Linked DNA regions of Homo sapiens: region 2 is linked to region 1. The links are chromatin contacts, found by POLR2A ChIA-PET in ENCODE. All regions are on one chromosome and are shown on one strand. The core of a region is the stretch at or near the end of the contact, and the rest is flanking DNA. Distances in the headings are between cores, read along the strand shown.

Evidence for each region. ChIA-PET counts read pairs that join two places held with the same protein, here RNA polymerase II (POLR2A).
Region 2: POLR2A ChIA-PET joins it to region 1 with 16 read pairs in activated T-cell. The contact joins the enhancer-like site here to the promoter of CNGB1 in region 1. POLR2A ChIA-PET finds 5 or more read pairs at or near these places in 2 of 52 experiments (Caco-2 and activated T-cell).

Annotation. Positions count from the first base shown.
Region 1 is chr16:57,968,203-57,972,783 of GRCh38, reverse strand. CNGB1 (cyclic nucleotide gated channel subunit beta 1) reads left to right here and starts at 1,656. Exons shown (of 33, transcript NM_001297.5): 1 at 1,656-1,724.
Region 2 is chr16:58,033,175-58,038,139 of GRCh38, reverse strand. MMP15 (matrix metallopeptidase 15) reads right to left here. Exons shown (of 10, transcript NM_002428.4): 2 at 520-668. Among named protein-coding and RNA genes, the nearest start is that of MMP15, 9.9 kb to the right of the region's middle. Within about 2 kb of position 2,215, at least 3 of the 41 ENCODE cell types and tissues checked have a DNase peak (open chromatin) inside an H3K27ac peak, as active enhancers do.

The DNA of each region.
Region 1 (4,581 bases), core at 407-2,906:
GTTCCTTGGGGAGGAGCTCTGACCCCTGCAGCCTGGCATATTTGTAGGGAAGGGTCAGGGAGTACATTGAGCTTTACCGTTGGGGTCTGGCCTTGCTGGCAGAAAGAACTTTCTTGTGAATCACTTGCCATGTAGAGGTTGCATTATCAGAGGTCTTGAAGCCCAACACTGGAGGGGAAGCCAGGGGTCATCCAGTCACCAATCAGCTTGTCCCTCCGCAGCCTCCTGACCAGTTTCCTGTTTCCATGCTTGCCTGCTACACAGAGCCACACAGATCATGCCCAGCCCCTGTTCAAAACCATCATCTAAAACTACACTCCTTCCTGTGGCTTACAGTCTCACAACATCTGCCCCTGCCCTCTGTCAACCTCATCTCCCACCACTCTCCCCTGCACCCGTTAAGCTCCAGGCTCCCCGGTTCCCATTCTGCTCCTCAAGGCTCATTCCAGCCTCAGAACCTTTCTCGTTGCAGTGTCCTTGGCCTGGAGCACCACTCACCCAGCTTTTTTCACAGCTGAGTCTTTCTTACTTTTCATGTCTCAGTTCAAATATACATCCACCTCGTCATAGGGGCCTGCCTACCTGCCCCTACTGCCCTCCACAACATGCTTCTGCCCTGTTTGTTTCTTTTATGGCACTTAGCATAATTTGCAATATTCTTTATTTGTCAGTAATCTCCTCCATTGGAATGTAAGCTCCATGAGGACAGGGCCTATGTCTGTCTTGCTCAGTGTGCCAAGGCTGGCACACTGCCAGGCACAAAGGAAGAGCTCTAGGCCAGGTGCAGGGGCTTACATCTGTAATCCCAATACTATGAGAGGCTGAGGCAGGAGGATTGCTTGCATCCAGGAGTTTGAGAGGTTGAGGCTGCAATGAGCTGTGATTGCACCACTTCACTTAGCCTGAGTGACAGAGAGAGACTGTGGCTTAAAAAAAAAAAAAAAAAAAGGAAAGGAAAGGAAAGGAAGAACTCTAGAAATGGTGCGGATAATTAAGTCAAGTCCTGCCCTTTGCCAAATATCCCTCAGGGCCACCACACTGAGCCCCTCTTCCTTGGGCCCTGTCCCTTGCACCCTCTCCTCCTAGATCTCTGTATCCCTTCAAGTGTCCAGCCTCAGTTCACAGGGCAGGTCAGATGCCTCAGTCATCTGCCGGGTCTTGGATCCATCCTCAAGGCCCAGGCCTGGGACACAGCCTTTCTGGCAGAGCCCAAGGCAGGGCTGCTGAGACCCTGCCCAGAGAAGACTCTAAGCCAGAAAGAACCTGCCTGCGTCCTGGCCTGGGGGCTGGAGAGTTGGGGTACACCTCTTGCCACCGCTGAGTGGGAGCTGACAAGCCCCTGCTACCATGAGGAGTCTCCAGGCATCACATGGGAACTCCAAGCTGTTATTCTCCCATCAGCCACTCCGTGTCTTGGCCAAGGTGTATGGGAAGCCAGGCCCCTGGTAAGCCGGGCAGGTCCCCTGGCAACCCATGGTGCTCCAAACCTGGGCCATGCAGGAGCCCTTCCCTGGGGCCCACATCCTTGCTGGACCCTGGGAGTTGGGAGGTGCTGCTGGTTTCCTGGGCATCAACAGCCTCTTTTCTCCCCCTCCCCCATTCAGCACCTGCTAATCCTTTGCACACGGCCCAGCTACTGCCAATTAATCTTCCTTGTGTCTGAGGGGCCAGCTACGAGTGGCAGCAAGAAGGCAATTCCTGGCTGGCGGTTGGCATCTAAGCAGGTAACTCAGGGTGAGGTGGAGGCTCGGTGGGACCCCGAGGGGATCCCCATGTTCTCCCTCTAGAAAGGCATTTAGGTAGGACCAAACTGGCACGGTGGGAAACCTGTGGCTTCCCTCTATCTGGTGGAGCTTGGACTTTAGCGGGCATCAGAATTTTCAGGACAGCTTGTACAATGCAAATTCCTAGGTCCCCCAGGAGGACTTGGGGGACCTAGGAATCTATATTTTCACTAGCTCTCCAGAAGACTCTGGAAATGCTGGTGGTGCAACACCATGGCTCCCCGAGCTGCCACTCGTGGGTCCCCCTTCCCACCTGAGCCTCCCTCATCAAAGTGCAGTCAGCAGGGACACGGGTGAAAGATGGGAGGGACCTGCAAAAATTCTCATTTAGGAGGAAAAAGAAAAATGGGGGATCGGGGAGGCTTCCTTAGTCATTTCCAGAAGGTTTAGAAATGCAAGCGAGAATTGCTGCCTGCTGGGAAGGGTCTACAGGCCTGGCCCGCGGAAGAGGCCAACACTCGGCAAATGCCACGACTACCTGGGAATACATGTGGGGCAGCTGGAATCGGGCAGACCTGAGTGTAAACTCAAGTTGGCCACTGCCGGCTGTGCTGCTTCAGGCGATTCTGTTGACCTTTCTGTGCTACATAATGAAAATTCTTATTTTACTGAGTGCAGGGGCTGGGCGGGGCGTGGTGGTGAGAGCGAGGATGAGTATGATCATGGGTAGAATGCACTTAGCTCAGCCCTGGCTCTCGGGGCTGCCTGGGGCTGGCTGGGGTCAGTGAAATCTGCTATCCCAACATGTGAGCTCTGGCAGTCCCGACCTGGGAAAACATTGTGTCTGTGCCCCCACCTTCAGGGAAATGGAAGACCAGAGGGGTCATGTCTGGCCCAAGTTCATTTTTTGGGAGGCTGAGCCAGGGATCTGACACTTAGAGCTGTGTTCCCACCACAGCCTCTCGTGGGAGAGGCTGGGCTGCTGATGCCAGAGTGGGAACAGAGGTCAGGGCTGTAAGTAGAGGACAGGCAGCACAGCCGTGGGCTCTGGGGAGCTGGGCTTGGGGGCAAGGATCCTGGGCCTGGGCTGCCCTCTTCAGCTGGGGCCAGGGTCCCTGGCAGAAAGGGGCATACAGACTCTCTGCCAAAGCCCGGGTTGCCCATGGCTGGGAGAGGGGTGGGGCACACTCATGTGGGGCAAGAACACATCTAGGGCTAGGAGTTAGCACACACTGACCTGCACGCTGCGCACTGGCCAGGCCATCCTGCAGGGGTTCAGTCATAAGGGCTGGGGCTCCCCATTCCCCAAGGAGAAATCAACCAGAAACAACCTGTACTTAAGGTAGGACTGAAATAACACAGTATATCATGAAAAAAGTCTTACCTGGCATTTTATCTTTTTCTTTCTTTCTTTTTTTAAAATATAGCACTATAAGCATTTTATTTCAGTTTTGAGACAGGGTCTTACTCTGTCGACCAGGCTGGAGTGCAATGGCTGAGTGCAATCTCCACCTTTTGGGCTCCAGTGATTCTCGTGCCTCAGCCTCCCGAGTAACTGGTACTACAGGCACGTGCCACCACGCTGGGCTAATTTTTTGTATTTTTGGTAGAGACAGGGTTTCATCATGTTGCCCAGGCTGGTCTCGAACTCCTGAGCTCAAGCGATCTGCCTGCCTCAGCCTCCTGAAGTGCTGGGATTGCAGGTGTGAGCCACACCATGCCCAGCCTTTTTGTTTGTCTGTTTGTTTTTGAGAAGGAGTCTTGCTCTGTCACCCAGGCAGGCTGGAGTGCAGTGGCACGATCTCGGCTCACTGCAACCTCTGCCTCCCGGGTTCAAGTGATTCTCCCACCTCAGCCTCCGGAGTAGCTGGGATTACAAGTGCACACCACCACACCCAGCTAATTTTTGTATTTTTAGTGGAGATGGGGTTTCACCATGTTGGCTAGGCTGATCTCGAACTCCTGACCTCTGGTGATCTGCCTGCCTTCACCTCCCAAAGTGCTGGGATTACAGGCGTGAGCTACCACAACAGGCCCATTTTTTTTTCTTTTTTTGAGACAGGATCTTGCTTTGTTACCCAGGCAGAAGTGCAGTGGCATGATCACTGAAGCCTCGACCCCTTGCCTCAGCCTCCTGAGTAGCTGGGACTACAGGTGCACACCACCATAACAGGCTTTTTTTTTTTTTTTTTTTAAATAGAGACAGGGTCTTGATATGTTGCCCACAGTGGTCTCGAACTCCTGAGCTCAAGTGATCCTCCCATCTTGGCCTCCCAAAGTGCTGGGATCACAGGCATGAGCCTCTGCACCCAGCCCATTTTATCTTAAAAATTAAAAAATGATGAACATAGGTTAAGTTTATCTTAAGACAGATTTTCCACTCATGTAATTACTCATAATGAATATTTTTACTTATAATGAGATTATGTAGTACATGCATATTACACAATTAGTGTTTTCATTTGATACCATGTAATAGTCATAGTCAACATTTATTAAGCCCTCGGCATGTGCCAGTCACTGTTCTGAGTATGTTACATTTATTATTATTATTATTATTTTTGAGACAGGATCTCACTCTGTCACCCAGGCTGGAGTGCAGTGGCACGATCTTGGTTCACTGCAACCTCTACCTCCTGGGTTCAAGAGATTCTCATGCCTCAGCCTCCTGAGTAGCTGGGATTACAGGTGCCTGCAACCATGCCCAGCTAATTTTTGTATTTTTAGTAGACAAGGGGCTTCCCCATGTTGCCAGGCTGCTCTGGATCTCCTGACCACAAGTGATCCACCCACCTCAGCCTCCCAAAGTGCTGGGATTATAGGTGTGAGCCACTGCCCTTGGCCTGAGTATGTTACA
Region 2 (4,965 bases), core at 966-3,465, 65 kb before region 1:
GACTCTCAGCTTCAACTTCCAGTAAAATGGGCAAAATGCCTGTATTGGAAGACTGAGTGCCCAGGAGTGGTTCAGTCAAGGTGAGCCCTTCTCTCCTTATCACCCAGTAATGGAGGGTTCGCTCAAGGCCTTCTGTCCTGGATACGTTATGCTCTGTGCATTGTTTTCAGGGACATGGCTTTAGGTCATGTCACTTGTTAGATTCATAGCCATGCCTAGCTACGATTTCCCTTCCACAGCTCCTGTACTGTACCTCCACACTCCCCTGGCCATGTCAGACATCACTAATCAATCACTGTGCTTCTTACTGCTAAGGCCTGGATTCTGCCCCTGGAGCTTTCTCAATACAAGGCTTTGGGCAGCCACTCCAACCAATCAGAAGTGACATGGAGGACCAAACCATTTGGCATCTCTTATCTAGGCCACTCTTTTCTGGAAACTCCACATGCTGAGCCCTCTTGAGAGCAGGCCAGATGGAAGGCAGGTGCCTGTGGGGTGTGGATGGTGGGGGGAACTCACTCCTTGGTCTCTTCGTCGAGCACACCGGTGACTGGGATCCCGTAGAAGCGCTGCATCTCTGCAAGGGCCGAGGCCAAGATCTGGGCGGAACGCATGGTGGACATATGGCGGCTGGGCTGAGGCAGGTAGCCATAAAGCCGCAGCCAGTTCTGCAAAGAAGCCGCAACTCTGTCAGCAGGTCCTGGCACTGCTACCTCCAAACATGCACAGCCTGTGCCGACCACTTCCCACCACCTCCACCACCGCTGCTCTATCTGAGCCGTCATCACCTCCTGCCCAGGTGACCGTGTGAGCCTCAGCACCCTCCTCCCTGTCATCTCTCCTCACATAAGAGCCAGAACAAAGGCCAGGTCAGGTCTGGTCAATCCTCTGCTTAGAACCCTCTGAAGATTTCCCATTGCAAAGGAAAAGCCATTTGTACAAGAGCCACAAGGCCCTCACTGTCACCCCACCTTAGCTGGACCTCACCACCATCCACCCCAGCCGGGCATGCTCCTGCCGCAGGGCCTTTGCACTTCCTGCCTCTGCTGCCTGATGCACTCTCCCGCCAGACAACTGAGAGGCTTTCATCCTCATTTTCTTCAGGTCGCTGTTTCAATACCACCTTATCTAAGAGGTCTTCTCTGACACGTTAAAAAGGCCCCATCAGCTATACCCTGCACCCCCTCCTTCCTCCCATGCTTATCACCCATCTGATGCACTGTACATTTCAATTAGGTGTTTGCTATTTGTCTTCCCCCATTAGGACAGAAGCTGTGTCCACAGTAGCTGACAACTGCACTAGCCCCTCTGGGGTGGGCCCCTACCAGGCCAAGGACCCAAAAGGATTCAGGACCTCTTGAGGCCTTACTCTTTGGCACTGCTCCCCAAAGACCTTAAATCTCCTGGAAGGAGTAGACAGATGCAGGTACCCATCCAGGCTCAAGGGCAGGACAGAAGCCTGAAGCCCAGTCCCTGCTCTGCTACAAACTCTTTATTCTCCCTGGGCCCCAGCTTCCTCACCTATAGAATGGGGAACCATGGGCTGCTGAGGGGTGAGGTTTGAGGAAAACAGCCTTGGAAAAAGCTGGTACACAATGGGTGTGCCCTTCCCTTTCTAGGGCTTGCTTGGCAAGTCTTCTCATCCATCCACCACCCACCCTGCCAGATGTTTCTCAACACCCTCTGTGCCAGCTGGGGGCCATGGGAGGACTAGGCTGAGGCATCCTGGCCTTCAGGAACTTACAGTCTCCCTGGGAGACCCAACACACCTACAAAACAAGGAACCCACACCCCACAGGTTGCACGGCCAAGCCAGAGGGCAGAGACAGGCCGAGCTGTGGTAGAGAGGGGATTCTGCCCTGCCTGCTTCATGTCCTCAAGCCCTCAAGAGCACGGTGACCGCCATGGGAGGCAGTGAGCAGAGGCCAGGGGCTGCCCTGGACCTTGGACACTGCAAGTGTCTGTGTCTGACTTGTCTGGGTCTCTGGGGGTCTCCAGAGTGAGAAGCCCTTAAGGCTGGCACTCTGAGTGCTCTGGGAGGTGAGGGCTGCACCCCGAGGGCCCAGGCAGCAGGGCAGTAGCTGGACACGGTGGTTGCTTTAGGCTGACAGCCATATTGGCCGGCCAGATCACACTCACATATCTGCCTGCCACCAGTGTTACATCTAATACCTCAGGCACCTGCTTTCTGGTACCATCCACCAGCCCAGCCCTGGCACCCGGCCAGGTCCCTGGTGTGGCTGGGCAGGCCAGCTCAGTGGTACCCAGGCTGCCAATAGACGGAGCAGCTGCTGACCCAAGGAGGGGCAGCATGGAGAAGCTGCCAGGGTCGCAGACTGGATGCGCAGCCACAGCTTTGAGGCCTCTCAGGACCCGGGAAACAGCCCCAGAGCAATGAGGTGGAAATGCAGAGCTGAGAAACCACCACCAGCTCTGGGGACAGGTGGAGCTAGGCAGACCCTGGCTTGGCTATTTCCGAGGTGTCACTCCACCTCCTTATCTCTGTCGGTCATCAGTAAAAGGGGGATTGCACCAGGACCTGCCTCATCTCCTGGGTTCCTGTGAGGAGGAATCGTAAAGTGCATGCTAGTGCCTGACACCACCCTGTGCAGCAGATGGTGCTCGACAAACGTGCAAATGACAGAGACCAGAGGCCTGTGTGGTTGTCCCTGGGGCAGGCAGCCTTCGGCCTCCTTGACCCATCATTGACCAAGAAGGCTGATGGGTCTGGACTTCCCAAGACTGGTGATGGGCCAGGCTCCACCAGGACCCCAGAGTGGAGGGAGGCAGGAGGCCCCTAGGGCCCCTCCACTAGCACTCCTCACCTCTGGCCCAGGGCGCATTCCCACAGCTCAATAAGATACTGGCAATGTCGTGGGTACCCTCCCTGTTCTTCCCAAGCACGGGAAACCTCTCCCAAGGCTCCTGTGCTGGAAGGTGTGGAGCAGCAGATCCACCATCCTTAAAGGACAGTTTCCCTGAAGGTGCTTAGGGAGATCTAGAAGGCGAGGCCATGATGCTCAGCCAGCTCTAACGGCAAAGGGAATGCAGCTGGAGGCCGGGGGAGTGGCGGGGGACTGGCTGCCGGCAGATGAGGGCACCTCTACATCACCTATTTGCATAAGGTAAAAATATCTCTGGGAGCGCAATCATGGGCCATGGAGGGGCTGATTAGCGGTATCTGCGGAGCGACAGGAGGGGAGGGTGGGGGAGGATCAGGCTGGGGCCCTGGGGAGGAAAGCAAGGGAGCTGGCCTGTCTGCAGTGAAGAGCTCCAGAGACCGGCAGAGGGGCCCCTTCAACCCCGGGGCCAGCTCAGGGGCTGCCAGGAGGGTCCCAAGGGCACTATGGACCCTCCACACAGAGAAACAGTATTGAGTTCCAGGGAAGTCAAGAGCTTCCATCTCGCTATCAGCCAAGCTTGAACCCTCAGCCACCTGGGGTGAAGAGCCAGAGGCTGAGGATGGGGGCACCCCTTGGGCAGTGATTGGGGAAGCTGGGGGGTGGTAGGCAGAAACACGGCCTTGGCGCAGACCACTCAAACCTCTGGATAACAAGGCGAAGCTGGCAGAGCGTGCCTGACCGGTGAAAGTGTGCTCAGGGTGACTGAACGCCAAGTGCCCAAAAATCTGCCCGGGTGGCAGCAATACCACCCATAGGACTGTGAGCTTCCTCCTTTCCCCAGGGTCCAGGAAGAAGTTTCCTGGCACCTTCCTGCCACACTAAGTGGGACAAGCTCAGGGGAACACAGGAGGGAAGAGACAGCAGGGGGCGGGGACGCGGGGGTGGGGCCAGAGGTGCTGCTGCCTGCAGGTGGGCAGCGTGGGGAGCTTGCTGAACTGCTCTGCTGCCACTGGGCAAAAGGCGCAGATGAGTCCCTAGGTCATGACTCGCAATCCCAGTGTTCAAGCCCTTGCTGCTCCTCCTGGTGACTGTAAAAACTGTCCCTAATACAAGGAATCTCTTCCTGTCACCTAGAGTCACAGGTGGGGTGAGCCAAGCGGGTGAAGCTTTGCTTCTCAAGTGAGGAAACTGAGGCTCAGAAAGTCTTGTAAGTGGCAGAGTACGGCAGAATTTGAAGCAGGACTTGGTTTCTTCTGCCACCAAGGCCACTGTCCAATGGGAGGGAAGGAGAGCTCTGGGGCCATGAGGGCCCCTCCCTTCTGCAGCTTCGGGTGTGGGCTGCTGTGGGGGGCACCTGCCACTGTGGTTCTCTCAGCCATTTCTTTTCTTTTTTTGAGACGGAGTCTCGCTCTGTCACCCAGGATGGAGTGCAGTGGCATGATCTCGGTTCACTGCAACTTCTGCCTCCTGAGTTCAAGCGATTCTTCTGCCTCAGCCTCCTGAGTAGCTGGGACTGCAGGCATGTGCCACCATGCCCAGCTAATTTTTCTATTTTTGGTAGAGACACAGTTTCACTATGGTGGCCAGGCTGGTCTCGAACTACTGACCTCAGGTGATCCGCCTGCCTTGGCCTCCCAAATTGCTGGGATTACAGGCGGAGCCACCACGCCTGGCCAATTTCTTTCTTGACTTCCAGACCCCATCCCATTCGTATTTATTGACACTTCAGGTAAGTGGCAAGGAGATATGGGCCACCAGGAGTCAGAAGGGTGGTTCCTGGCCCCTGGCACACAGGAGAGGTCATAACCGCAGCACCTGAGTCTGGCATGGGCCAGCCACCCATTCCAGCCCCCACTGAATGCTCACAGCCACTCCTGAAGGGTAGATTTGTGACCATTCCCATAATACAGACGGCAAGGTTCAGAGATAGTGAGTGCCTCACCCAGGGTCCCAGAGCTGATCTGGGCTGGAGCTGGGGCTATCGGACCAGGCTGCTTCTGAAGTATCACCAGCTCCTCTTGGCCTCAGGCTGGGGACACTGGACCTTTCTCAGGAGCAGTGCCCAGCACAGCACGGGGAAGGGTGCCTAATCCTCCCCACACCCGACATCTCCGGCCGGGTC